3 separate regions of the Homo sapiens genome follow, and all the other regions are linked to region 1. A link is a contact called in ENCODE Hi-C or POLR2A ChIA-PET data. All regions are on one chromosome and are shown on one strand. Each heading gives the region's core, a stretch centred on a gene start or an enhancer-like site at or near the end of the contact. The rest is flanking DNA. Distances are from core to core; before and after follow the strand shown.

Region 1 (4,480 bases), core at 1,947-4,446:
CCCATTAAAAAGAGCCAGGTTCCTTGGAGAAATGGCTGATTTAAGGTCTGGGTCAGGAAATGAACAAGAGAAACCTGAAGCACCTTGTCATATAGATAACAAGCTATTGAAGACTAATAGGATCATTCCAAAAGAAGAGGACTCTCAAGAGCCAACTTAAAGAGGCTCCCAATGGCCAAAGATGTGACAGTTTGAATATCAGTAGGGATAACAATAGCAATAGATTGAAGCACATCAAACATGTTTAAATCTATGAGTTCATAATGATGCTCAAAAATTGGTCATGTTTAAGAGATAATTGGGATGTTAAGTTGAAAACTGGTAAATAAATTTTTTTCCTGACATTCCTATGTGAACTGTATACCTGAATAACTACATAGTACATGATATGAAGTTCCTCTTTATAGGAATAATCCAGCTGCTAAATGACAAAGGAATGATAGAATTAGAGTGTCCCTTTTTTACAACCTCTAAAGTTGTGGTATGATCATAGCTGACTGCAGCCTCAAACTCTTGGCCTCAAGCAATCCTCCCTCTTCTTCAGCCTCCCAAAGTGATGTGGTTACAGGCATGAGCCACTGTGCCCAACGTTTGTACTTAATTTTTTAAAAACTCTAAAAGAAATTGCAATTATGAGAAAATTGATAATTTGAACAATGACTCAATGTTTGATGATGTTAAGGAAATATTGTTAATATTTTAGATGTGATAATAATATGGTTTTTTAAGTCTTTATTTTTATTGGTGAAATTATATGCTCTGGGATTTGCTTCAAAATACTATGCAATGGGGTTGGGGGTAGAGATGAAACAGAATTGGCCCTGAGTTGATAATTATTGGAGTTGGGGGATGGATACATGGAAGTTCACCACTATTCTTTCTACTATTGCATAGTTTAAAATTACCATAATGAAATGTTTTGTAAAATTAAATGCCTAATTTTTGGGTTGCACAAAATACATACTGTTTCTAATAAAAATACATAAGTAATTTGGTCCAAAATACTTTAGATATTAAGATGTAATGAATTTATTCTACTACCCATGTCTTTAATATATGTCCTTTCTGTTGAGAGAGAGGAGAGGAGAGGGGAGGGGAGGGGACGGGAGGGGAGGCAGAGAGAGAGAGATGTGTTTATTGCATAGAAAATGCTAGTAAAGTCAGTGGGTACTAATATCACTTGATCTTAGCCAAAAGGCTGAGAAGCGATAATGGCTACTAATATCAAGCCAGTTCTTAATGGTGCCAGGCAATAGTACTACATTTCCTTAATCTATTCACTTGCTCACATTCATAAATCATACTTTATCGAATCTCAGATGCCATTGATTATAAGTTGTATTATTATTTTATATACTAATAAAAAACAATGCTCCTGATTAAACTATGGAATGCCATCACTTGTAAGACAGCAATTTCACAGATGTTAAAATATGAAAAAATCATGTTTCAAAATCATCATAATACGGTATTCATCTTTTCTGTCAAGTCTAAAATACTTTCCCCCTATCTTCATTTCAGCTTCCTATTTCACTGGGAAAATAGAAGCACTCAGAACAGGGCATCCTCTTTCTCCTACCACCATATTTGTCCACCTGTTTGGATCTGTACTTATAAACTCTGCCTCCCCTTTTATTTCAATGGAGATGAATTATCCATACTCTTACTTAGAATGATCCCTGTGATTGTGTACTGGATTCCATCCCTTCTCTTCTCAAGGACATTCCTCCGAGTAACTAGCCTGTCTATCCTGAATTGTGTATTTCCCGCCTCTACTGGATCTTTTGTTTTATTTTATTAACTAATTCATTTATTTGAGACAGAGCCTCGCTCTGTCGCCCAGGCTGGAGTGCAGTGGTGTGATCTCGGCTCACTGCAACCTCTGCCTCCCGGGTTCAAGTGATTCTCCCGCCTCAGCCTCCCAGGTAGCTGGGTTTACAGGCGTCTGCCACCACGCCCGGCTAATTTTTGTATTTTTAGTAGAGACGGGGTTTCACCACGTTGGCCAGGCTGGTCTCCAACTCCTGACCTCAGGTGATCTGCCCACCTAAGCTTCCCAAAGTGCTGGGATTACAGGCGTGAGCCACTGCGCCCAGCCTAGATCCTTTTAATTAGTACATAAACTTACTATAATTTCTTCCATCTTTTTTATTTTATTTTTTTGAGACAGAGACTAGCTCTGTCGCCCATGCTGCAGTGCAGTGGCGGGATCACGGCTCACTGCAGTCTCTACTGTCTGGGCTCAAGCGATCCTCCCATCTCAGCCTCTCAAGTAGTTGGGACTTCAGGCGGGTGCCATGCCAGGCTAGTTTTTTATTTTTTGTAGAGATGAGGGTCTCACTATGTTGCCTAGGCAGTTTCAGACTCCTGGGCTCAACCAATCCTCCCACTTTGGCCTCCTGAAATGTTAGGATTACAGGCATAAGCCACCACACTCAGCCCCATCTTTGAATTAAAAAAAAAAAAAAAATTAGAACGTGGAAAAACGCAACAACAAAAGATTAACAAAATCCCTATCCCATGATAGCCTTATTTTTCTGCTCACCTTAAAAACAAAACTTCTTAAAAGTATTGCGTATATTTGCTTTCTCCATTTCCTCTCCTCCCATCCTTCCCTCCAACTCCTATCAAATTTTCATCAGACTTTATCAAACTTCCACCACTGCCAAAATGGCGTTTCAACATCACTGGTGACCATTGCTACAGTGGCCCATTCTTAATTCTCATTTTACTTGACCTATGAGCAACATTTGAGACAATGGGTCACTCCCTTCTTGAAACACTTCCTTCCCTTGGTTTTGCAGATCTAAACTCTCCTACTTTTCCATCTACTTCATGGATTATTCCTTCTCAGTCTTCTTTGTTGGATCCTCTTCACCTCTCCGACTTAACCTGGTGCATTGCTAGAAGAAACCCTGCTGAGTAAGAGCAAATTGTTTTTAGCATACCGCCGATTTTACTTTCCAGTATTTAAAAATGCTGTGTATCCTTTTAAATGAAAACGACTTAAAAAGCGTGGCTCTCAGGCTAGCAATAGAGATACCAACCCGGGAATCTCCGCACCACCCCCCAAGAGGAAGCAGCGTCTGACGTCTTCCGGAAACGAGCTCCACTGGCCTTATGGGAAATGTGGTCTCCGACGGATGGCCTACACCCGGGAGGAGTCCAGGAACTCTAGGTGGACAGTTACTTCCGCACACGCGTAGTAGGACGGTAGCCGGTATTCAATCTTCAAATCAGCGCCGCGGGAAGTGCGGGCGGGTGTTGCTCCCCTGTCTCTGGACGACGCTGTGACTGATCCCAGGCTTGGAGCCGGAGCTGCGAGCGAGGCAGTGAAAGGGTGGCAGGTATGGCTTTGCTGGACTCGGAGGACGTAAGAGAAAGGCGGGGACTGGCTTCTAGGTTTACCCTACCGAAGATAAAACTTTAGTCTCCAAGCGCAGTGACTTCAGGTTTGGATATGTGGGTCCTGTTCAACTCGAGTAGCTGAGAGAAAGCAAGAGTTGGGCTCCGACTGGCACTGGGTAGATGTCCAGGGCTCTGGTGGGACTGGGAGAGGCTCAATTTGCATTCCTGCTCTTGTAGGTCAAGGTCACTATGTAGGAGTCTGTTCATCTAACTGTACCTTTCCTGGTTCCAAGAGCATAGTTGGCCCGACTGGAGCCTGCGACAATTTTAAGCCGTGTCAAGGGATCCAGTGGAAACTGTAAGCTATTTCAAGGGATCCAGGAAGAAAGCATTCTTGAGAAACTGCTATGGATTAGAAGGGTATTCTCAGCAATCATTTGAAGTAAATGCTATTACCATTTTGCATATGAGTTAACTGAAGCTGAAAGGTGAAATTACTTGCCTGGACTCACACAGCTTAGTAAGTGGAAGAACTGAGATTCAAACTCAGATACATTTTCTCCAAATTTCTTTTTTTTTTTTTTTACAGTATAGCATTCCTGCATAAAACAGAGTTGGGTTTATTCTCCTGAAATGTTTGAGCAATGAATGCTGAGTAAATTTCGATTTGTAGTCATTTTGTAGAGTCTCTTGGTGTATCTGCAGATCTTCCAGTGCAGACTGTGTAAATGAAGATGTGAGTCCCCGGTTTGCCCATTATACCCTTTCTAGAGCCCCAGCAGTTCTAAGCTCATAGGAGATGGCGAGTTTCTACAGAGAGAAACATTTGGAGTTTAAACTGAAGGATCCAGCTTAACAAAAAAAAAATAAAAAAAAGTGTTCCTGGGTCCCTGAATCCAGCCTTCTCAAGAAAGCCCAACCTAATTTGCAATCTCTTATCCCAGCGTCAGAGTAGAAACCAGAGAATCACAGGAAGGAATCATTTTTAGACTTACGGAGCTTCAGAGACCAAGCTTTTAAGTGAGTCAACTCATTCATTATTTCTTCAGGATAAATTTCTGGGAGGAAAAAAAATAACTGTTTCAAGAGGAACCACTTGGTGCTAGATCAGTAGGACAGAAACATATAACAT
Region 2 (4,543 bases), core at 619-3,118, 260 kb after region 1:
GACTTCCTTCCCCTCACTCCTTTGCCCCAAGACCTGCAGAGCACAGGGCCTTGATTGACAGGCTGTGGAGGTGGGCCTTACCCTGTGGGCAGTGGGGAGCCATACACGGTGACAGGCCAGGGTGGGGACACTGGATGGGAACCAGGGTTTGACTCTTTCTGAGTGAGTGCTGTGCAGACGTGAGGTCATCTATTTTTTCCAGTACCCGCTAGGTAGCAGGCACTATTATTGTTCCCATTTTGCAGACAAGAAACTGGGGCTCAAAGAAGAGAAACACCACATACTAAGTTACACAGCTTGTCTGTGGTCGAGTCAAGACTCAAACCCATGTCGGCATCAGGGCCAAGCCCGAGCTCTAAATGGTTCTCAGCCTCGCCAGCTGACCCAAGGCAGTTTCCAGTGGCCTAAGGCAAAACTGAGGAGAATAAGGACGGGGTGGCGACTCTTTCATAAAGCTAAATTTATTCCACTTAAAGGACTGTCTTTTAGTATGAGATGATGTCCTTTCTTTTATGAAATGATGGGCTGGGAAAAAAATGTCCTTGCTTGGCAAAATAAAAAGTTGACAACCTTATGCAGTCCCCAAAGTGTTTTTGGAAATTTTACCGGTGGTGCGTGAAATCCCTGAGTCTGGGCGCCATCCCGGCTCCTCCCCACTGAGCTGTGGAGCCAGAAGAGGGAGGGGTCTGGTAGGGACAGAGGGATCAGGGGACAGAGGAGCCTCAGGTCCCGCACTTTGCAGTGAGGACCAACCCAAGGCTCTTTCCTAAGATTGGGTTGGGCGGGTGGGGGGGTGGGGGGCAGATCAGCCAGAATCAAGGGCTCACCCCTCAGTTAAAGGAGCACTGGACCGGGAGGCAGCAGGCTTGGGCTCAGCTCCTGCCTCTGCTTCCTGGAGGCTGTGTGATGCCAGGCAGGTGACCCAACCTCTCTGAGGCACCAGCTTCCTTATACATAGAATGACAATTGCCATCTGTCCCTGCTCACCTCACGGGGCTGCTTCCTATAGCAAGTGCTTGGTAAACTGCAAAGTGCTGTGAAGAACAGGGGGGTTGTGGTGGTTTTACCTTTTTTTTTTTTTTTTTTCCTTTTGAGACAGAGTCTTACTCTTTCACCCAGGCTGGAAGGCAGTGGTGTGATCATGGTTCACTGCAGCCTTGAACTCCTGGGCTCAAGCGATCCTCCTGCCTCAGCCTTTCATGTAGCTGAGACCGCAGGTGCACGTCACGGCGCTAGGCTAATTTTTAAATTTTTTGTAGAGAGGGGATCTTGTTATGTTGCCCAGGCTGGTTTCGAATTCCTGTGCTCAAGCAATTTTCCCACCCTGGCCTCCCAAAGTGCTGAGATTACGGACATGAGCCACTGCACCCAGCCCTGGTTTTACTGTTCTTATCTTGCCATCAGAGGATCCCACTTCTCTAGGGTCCTGGGCCCCTCATCTCACTTTCACTTTTCACTTGCACTGCTTTGAGCCCTGAGGAAGAGACATATGGGGGAGCGGGGCAGGTGGAATGACACAGGCCCTGTAAAAGCAGGGTGGCCACACTAGCAATTCCTGTCCTCAGGCTCCCCTGGAGGACAGCTCAGAGATGCCCAGGCTGGAGACCTGGGGAACTCTAGGAAAAGAATGCACGAAGCTGGAGCCAGGCTAGAGTTCTAAGCACAGACTTTGTCACTGAGTAATAAGATTCATAGTCTAATCTCTACCAGGTATTGTGCTAAATATTTTTCACACTGCTTCATTTAATCCTTCCAAGAGCCCTATGAGGTAGGTCCTATCATTATCCCCATTGGATGGAAGATGACACTGAAGCTTAAAGGTGAAACACTGCCCTTGTCACACAGCCAGGAAGTGGTGAATGCCCAAGAGGACGGGAGTTTTCTGGGCTCAGCTCAGACAACTGAGTGCCTGGAGAGGCCGAGTGTGCAACGATTCTGTGACATGAGAGGGTGGGAACGGTTTGCAGGACTGTGGTGGGGGGCCGAGGGGGTAATCAGTGCACATCAGGGGCACCGGGTTGGGGTCGGAAGGCAAGAGACACGATCCTGCTGGCTAGCTTCTAGCAGTCACCTCCCTCTCTGAGTCTCAGCCTCCCTCTCTGCTCTGGCTCTCAATAATAACAAAGATAATACTAGCAGGACCTTACTGAGTGCTTACCGTGGACCAGATGCTGCTCTGAGAGCTTGCCACGCCTTCTATCACTTTTTCCTCTCAATGACACTATGAGGTAGGTACTGTTATTATGCCTACTTTTCAGATGAGGAAGTTGAGGCACAAAGAGGTTACGTGACTTGCCTGGGTACATGTAGCAGGGCCAGGATTCTAACCACAAGAGTCTAGCTCTATAGGCTGTGATCTTACCCACCTAACTCACCCGGACTATGTCTGCCTGCTTCTAATGGGGGGTGATATTAGGAGAAGTTGAGCCTTAAAGTTCAAGGTCCTGGGCCGGGCGCTGTGGCTCACGCCTGTAATCCCAGCACTTTGGGAGGCAGAGGCAGGCAGACCACCTGAGGTCAGGAGTTCGAGACTAGCCTGGCCAACATGGTGAAACCCCGTCTCTACTGAAAATACAAAAAATTATCTGGGTGTGATGGTGCGCACCTATAGTCCCAGCTACTTGGGAGGTTGAGGCATCAGAATCGCTTAAACCCGGGAGGTAGAGGTTGCAGTGAGCCGAGATCGTGCCACTGCACTCCAGCCTGGATGACAGAGTGAGACTCCATCAAATAAATAAATAAATAAATAAATAAATAAATAAATACAGTTCAAGGTCCTGCTCCCACCCCGATTCTACCCTGGGGACTCATTCCTTCCCTCTCTCGCCCTTTCATTTGAGAAACCTTCACTTCTAAATGAAGTTCAGCTGCTTATGCCAGTCTCCCCGGGCCAGGCCCTGTGCCAGACTCTGGGGACAGAGCAATGAATCAGACCTTCCTCTGCTCCCTGGGGGAGATGGGCTGGGAAGCTGGCAGTTACCAGGCAGGGTGATAAGTGCCACTGTCCAGGCAGCACGGAGTCCAGTGGGAGCCCAGCACAGAGGGCCAAGCCCTGCCCCAATCTGGGCATGGCTGGGAAGGCTTCCCAGAGGAAGAGGCTTAAGTTGAGACTGAAAGATGAGTAGAAGTAGGAGTTAGCTAGGTGAAAAGGAGCAAGGAACAGTGTTTCAGGCAGAGAGAATAGCACAGGCAGAGACCCAGAAGTGAGGCTGAACAGGGCATTTGCAAAGAACAGCAAGAAGTCAGAAGAGCGGGATCCTAGAGGAGGCAAGAGGTATCTGGAGAAGAGGCTGGGATGCAACAGGGCCAGGCTCGGCAGTGAGGACACCGGGCTGGGGAGCTGCAGCTTCCTGAGAGGGTGATGGGAAGGAAGTGATGTCAGGAGTAACATGGCAGATTCGTGTTTTAGAAACTCCTTTCTGGGACTGGCGAGGAGGATGCTGGAGGGGTAAGGACTCTGGCAAGGAGCCCTGGGGATGCTACCAACTTGTCCCCCTTTTTCCTTTACCTTCCCCCCAGGGTCCAGCCTCCTGAGTGCCTCCTCCAGAGCTATTGACCAACCCTGCTCAGGGCCTGGCTCAACCTGACCCGGAGCCCTAGGACTTTGCCTATAGGGAAAGTTCAGCTGCTTATGCAAACTCTGGCTTGGGGGGAGATGTGTGTGGTTGAGCTGGGAGCTGGTGGTGTGTGGGGGTGGCCTTGGAAGCAGAGAGGGTGGGTGCAGGCGCCGAGGCTGTCTGGAAAGGGAGTCTGGGGATATAAGCTTGGGGTCCATGGGGGTCCCTAGAATAGTGGCCTTATAATGGCTCCAAGAGGGTACACTGGGATTTGGCCCAGATAATGGAGGGACACCCTGGCGAAGGGGCAGAGTCCTGGCAGTTCAGCCAGCCCCAGCTCTGTCTTTTTCTTGAAGCTCAACAGAGTATGGAAATCATTGGTCTCACCCAGCCCCCTCATTCTTCTGAGGGGGAAACAGGCTCAGAACAGGGCAGGGACTAAACTCAGGTCAGCAGTAGAGCCCAGACCAGAACCCAGGCTCAGTCCAAGCATCTTAGTTGTCTCCAATGATGATAAATAACAGTGAAAACCTTTCTGCAGAGCTTCCCAGGGGCTGGCCTGGGCTTAGGCACCCTCTGGATGGTCTTGGGCAGACGTTTTTCACATCTCGAGCCTTAGCTCGAGGTCCAAAATACTACCTGTACTGGGAAGGAGGTCCTCTCTCCCACTGACAGTCCACAAAGCCGTTTTAGGCATGCTGGACCCATTGTGGGCTTTACTTATTGTTTGTTCAATGAATCCCACTGAATTCATGTAACAACCCTGGAGGAAGATACTATTATGCTATTTTGTGCTGAGGCTCAGAAAGGAGAAGTGACTTGCCCAAGGTCATTCAGCTGAGAAGTTGCTGACTTAGGGCTGGACTCCAGGGGTCCAGATGCCTGTCTAGGATCCCTGATGGACACAGCCCCATTTTTGAGCCTGCGCTCTCAGCGAAAATCAGTTGGTGTCTCAACGAGACCCATCGTCAGCTGGGCAGGGTGTG
Region 3 (4,844 bases), core at 230-2,729, 300 kb before region 1:
ACCATTAGAGTGTCTTTGTTGTATATATATTTCGTTGTTAATTTAGTGATGGCTGATTATTTCTGCCCATTAGGACAGGGCTTAATTCAATCAGTATATTAATCACCAGTGTGAAGGATAAAACCTTTTAGAACAACATGGGATCTAAATAAGTTTTTTTTAAATGCCACTGTTAAGGAGGTAGTGTTTTGTTTTTATTTTTCCCCCTAAACACAAGAGAGAAGTCAGGGAATTGTTACGGAGGATTCTTAACAATTTTATCAGTTTGGGAGAAAGCAGTGGTGAATATAGACAGCTTTTAATCTAGTTTTTGTTTTCTCTACTGTCAGCTTTCTACAGATCAAAAAATTGGGTTGCCGGGGGCAGGGCAGCAAATACCAGTTACTTTAAATGTTTTACCATGATCTTCTTTTTTTATAGGGAACTGACTCTTTTTTGGAGTAAACTGCAAAGAAGAATTGACCCTTCTTTAGATACTTTTTTGGAGCGCTGTCGTCAGTTTGGTGTCATAGCTAAAACGCAGCAGCATTTATTTTGCCTCATTAGAGTTATACAAACTGAAGTGAGTACTTTATGCCTTCTCTGCTAACTGTAGCTGGAGGAAAGAAATGAGTGGGAAGATAACTTCTCAGGAAATTCCCTTTAAAGGAAGATAAGAAATAATGAGTTTTAATAAGATTAATGGAATTGACCACATCTGACTGTTTCTCCAGATTGACTTCCTATAATTAATCAGAAACAAATTGATGGTCAAACAAGTTAGGTGATATTTATTTCTAATTACTGTGAATGAAGTTGTGTCTCCTGTCACGTTAAGAACATTTTAAGAGGCCAGGCACGGTGGCTCAAGCCTGTAATCCCAGCACTTTGGGAGGCCAAGGCGGGTGGATTACTTGAGCTCAGGAGTTCGAGACCAGCCTGGCCAACCTGGTGAAACCCCGTCTCTACTAAAAATACAAAAATTAGCCGGGCATGGTGGCGGGCGCCTGTAATCCCAGCTACTTTGGAGGCTGAGGCAGGAGAATCGCTTGAACAGGGAAGGCGGAGGTTGTGGTGAGCCAAGATTGCACTGCTGCACTCCAGCCTAGGTGACAGAGTGAGACTTGGTCTTTTTTTTTTTAAAAAAAAAAAAAAGAACATTTCAAGGTAACTATAGAACTTGCCTGTTTAAACAATTACTTTATAATTGGCCATTAGAACATTTTGTTTTGTTTAAATCTTTAATAAAGGTACTAATTTTCTATTGTTGAATAACATCACAAAAATTAATACTTAAAACAATGTCCGTTTTTATCAGTTCAGTTTTGTAAATCAGAAATCCAGCACAATGTGGCAGGATTCTCTTCTAAGATTATCATATTGGCTAAAATGTAGTTTGCCAGGCTAAGTTCTATCAGAGGCTCTGTGGAAAATCCACTTCAAAGCTTATTCTTATCGACAGGTTTCAGTTCCTGTGGTTGTAGGACTAAGGTTTCTGTTTTCTGGCTGGCTGCCAATCAGGGTCTGTTCTCAGGTGCTAGAAGCTACACTCAGTCTTTACCTCTGTTTTCAAGCAGCAAGGGTGCAACAAGTTGGTGCTTGAAACCTGACATCCTCCATCTCTGACTTTAGTTTTCAGTTTTTGGTTGAGACAGGTCTCGCTCTGTCACCCAGGCTGTAGTGCAGTGGTGCGATCATAGCTCATTACAGCTTCAAACTCCTTGGCTCAAGCAATCCTCCCGTCTCAGCCTCCAGAGTAGCTGAGATTGCAGGCGTGTGCCACTATACCTGGCTTTTTCTTTTTTGGCGGGGAGCAGTGGTAGATACAGGGTCTTGCTTTGTTGCCCAGACTGGTTCTGAACTCCTGGCCTCAAGCAATTCTCCCACCTCAGCCTTCCAAAGTGCTGGGATTATAGGTGTAAGCTGCCCCACCTGCTTGAACTTGGGAGGCAGAGGTGGCAGTGAGCCGAGATCACACCATTGCACTCCAGCCTGGGCGACAGAGTGAGACTCTGTCTCAAAAAAAAAAAAAAAAGCAAAGATTGAATGACTTGGCTATATCCTATGTGCGCTTGCAACAGTATGCCAAGTCACTCTTGATCCCTCACCTTCCTAGTTTAAGACCCACCAATTTCTTCAAAATTCAGCTCCACATTGCATATCCTGATTCACATTTATTCACTACTCCTTTCAGTAACTTTTTGGCATATCTGTTCAGAATATATAATAGTATTTCTGGTTACTTTTCTTTGAAAAATGTTGTTAGTGATTTTTCAAATGTTACCATCCCAGCCAGATTAGGCTGTTTAAGAAAGAATGGCCATTCTTTGCTGTCCACCTCACAGTCTTCCAAAAGGAGTTAGTAACTTGTTGAGAAACTGAATTATTTTAAAATTTAGCTGACTTTCCCCAAGTCCTCTCTGCTCTTACTTACAAATGATAAACTTCTATCACATCATCCTAATAAGTCAAGAGACCCATGGTCTAGTCCTGTGGAGCCACTAAAGCAACATGGCCTGTTTTACTTGGACTACATTCCAAATGAGAGGGAGAAACTTCTATATTCTTTAGGCCACTACTGTTGTGGGAAGTCTGCCACTCACAACAGAACCAGATCCTAGCTGATACAGGCTAGGTAATGCCTCTCTTTCAAAAAAGCTAGAGTCTCAGCTCGTCTGAAAGGTAGGGAGTTATCTCAATTGATTGTTCACAGTCAGTTACAGACTGAACTCTGTTCTACTCTTTCCCCCTTCTCACTATTACACTTGACTAGTTTTAAAGAAAAAAAAGTTGGAGTCTCAGTTTGCAAGGGATTCTACACTCACTCACTCCCTTTTCACCTACCAGTCCACATCTCTTCTACTCTTCAGGCCAAATATCTTCTTTTTTTTGAGACGGAGTCTCACTCTGTTGCCCAGGCTGGCATGCAGTGGCGTGATCTCAGCTCACTGCAACCTCCGCTTCCCAGGTTCAAGGGATTCTGATGCCTCAGCCTCCCAAGTAGCTGGGGCTTTGGGCCTGCATCACCATGCCTGGCTAATTTTTTGTATTTTTATTAGAAATGGGGTTTTGCCATGTTGGCCCTGCTGGTCTTAAACTCCATGCCTCAAGTGATGTGCCTGCCTCGGCCTCCCAAAGTGCTGGGATTACAGGTGTGAGCCACTGTGCCCGGCCTAAATGCTTTTAAGTCCTTGCTCCTCTGCTCACTAGTTAGTGACATTGGGCAACTTAACGTTCTGAGTGTTGGGGGTTTTTTGTCTATAAAATGAGGATAATACGTGCAAAAAAGTTTATTTCAAATAAGTGCCTAGGCTGTAGTAGGGGTTCTGTAAATCAATGACAGTGATTTCTTTGTGTTCCCAGCATTTAGAATGAATGATGCCCAACACAGAATTAAATGCCTGGCAAATTGTTTACTGATTTAAACAGTGGAATTTACTCCATTATTTTACATTGTATTCTGTTAAATAGTTACAATGTGCCAGCGTTATTATTTCATCTTTATAACCTTAGGAGGAAAATCTGTTATTAACATTACTGTTATCATTTTACCAATAAGGAAACTGAAGTTTAGAGGTTGAGAACTTGTCACTTGTTGTGAAGCTGGGGTTCAAAGGCAGTCAAAGTCTGATTCTAAAGTCTCTGCTCATAGCAGTGCGTTTTAAGCCACTCTGACATATCTTGCTTTTCTTTGCTCATGTCATTTTTGTATTTTATTTCAGCCTCTCAGATAAAAAGAGTTATCTTGTATGTACCAAGCTTTTATCACATATGACCAGGTCTTCCTAATTTTAAACTAGTTTCTGAGAACCTGCTGCCATAGCAAGATTTCTGATTTCTGTTTTTTCCCTGGAAAGCTGAGATTCAGTACACCTGTGACGGTGACTATAAATTACCAGATTCTTTCAGGAGGAAATGGAAAGGATCATTTATTTTATCTTTGAAGTTTTGAAAAATCCAAGTGTTCATGATAGAGAGAATTTTTTTTTTTTTTTTTTTTTTTGAGACGGAGTTTTGCTCTTGTTGCCCAGGCTGGAGTGCAATGGTGTGATCTTGGCTAAACTGCAACCTCCACCTCCTGGGTTCAAGCGATTCTGCTGCCTCAGCCTCCGAGTAGCTGGGATTACAGGCATGCACCACCACACCTGGCTAATTTTGTATTTTTAGTAGAGACGGGGTTTCTCCGTGTTGGTCAGGCTGGTCTCAAACTCAGGTGATACACCTGCCTCGGCCTCCCAAAGTGCTGGGATTACAGGCGTGAGCCACCGTGCCCAGCCAAAGAGAATTTCTTAAATTGAATTTAATCTTAGACTCACATCTATACCTGTGTTTCCTGTTGCTGCCATTTTAAACCCTGCCCCTCTACTCAACATCATTCTATTTTGAATCCTCCAGTGACCTTTTTTATCCTGAATTTCTTTGGATTCACATGCATTTATTGTTTATGCATTCGGGGTACAGATAAATTCCTTGGAAGTAAGGAACTGCTTTAATACACAGTGCCTAGTAAATGTACATTGTTCGTAGTTGTAGCATCTAATTTAGTTCTTTGCATGTTGAGACAAGAAATATCTAAATGTAACTTTCATGAAGAAAGATTTAAGATAAAATTTAGGAACTCTAAAAGTTTTTACAAGCTAAAATTCCTTATCAGTGAAAGTTATATAATCTTTCTGTATGCAAAAAAATAATTTTTTTATCCTCTTTTACTTACAGGCACAAGATGCTGGTCTTGGGGTGTCAATTTTACTGTGTGTCAGAGCTCTTCAACTCAGATCAAGTGAAGATGAGGAAATGAAGGCATCAGTTTGTAAAACAATTGCCTGTCTTTTACCAGAAGATTTAGAAGTTAGACGAGCCTGTCA

The links. Hi-C counts contacts between places; a loop is a spot of excess contacts on that map. ChIA-PET counts read pairs that join two places held with the same protein, here RNA polymerase II (POLR2A). Pooled maps may share reads with other maps.
Region 2: a pooled map shows a loop between it and region 1 (4-fold over the local background). The contact joins the enhancer-like site here to the promoter of ZNF684 in region 1. A Hi-C loop is called at or near these places in 1 of 168 maps with a recorded cell type or tissue (naive thymus-derived CD4-positive, alpha-beta T cell) and 7 of 50 pooled maps. POLR2A ChIA-PET finds 5 or more read pairs at or near these places in 1 of 52 experiments (K562).
Region 3: a loop to region 1 is called in a map with no recorded cell type, with 4 times the contacts of the local background. The contact joins the enhancer-like site here to the promoter of ZNF684 in region 1. A Hi-C loop is called at or near these places in 1 of 37 single-sample maps with no recorded cell type and 2 of 50 pooled maps. POLR2A ChIA-PET finds 5 or more read pairs at or near these places in 2 of 52 experiments (T-cell and WTC11).

Annotation. Positions count from the first base shown.
Region 1 is chr1:40,528,441-40,532,920 of GRCh38, forward strand. It overlaps ZNF684 (zinc finger protein 684), which reads left to right and starts at 3,197. Exons shown (of 5, transcript NM_152373.4): 1 at 3,197-3,347. It overlaps LOC124904149 (a long non-coding RNA gene), which reads right to left and starts at 3,106. Exons shown (of 2, transcript XR_007066022.1): 1 at 3,048-3,106; 2 at 2,138-2,915. RefSeq lists an enhancer at 2,997-3,291.
Region 2 is chr1:40,794,188-40,798,730 of GRCh38, forward strand. The region is part of intron 1 of KCNQ4 (potassium voltage-gated channel subfamily Q member 4); the gene reads left to right. Among named protein-coding and RNA genes, the nearest start is that of KCNQ4, 13 kb to the left of the region's middle. Within about 2 kb of position 1,869, at least 9 of the 41 ENCODE cell types and tissues checked have a DNase peak (open chromatin) inside an H3K27ac peak, as active enhancers do.
Region 3 is chr1:40,231,097-40,235,940 of GRCh38, forward strand. RLF (RLF zinc finger) reads left to right here. Exons shown (of 8, transcript NM_012421.4): 7 at 421-562; 8 at 4,696-4,844. Among named protein-coding and RNA genes, the nearest start is that of TMCO2, 14 kb to the right of the region's middle. Within about 2 kb of position 1,480, at least 2 of the 41 ENCODE cell types and tissues checked have a DNase peak (open chromatin) inside an H3K27ac peak, as active enhancers do.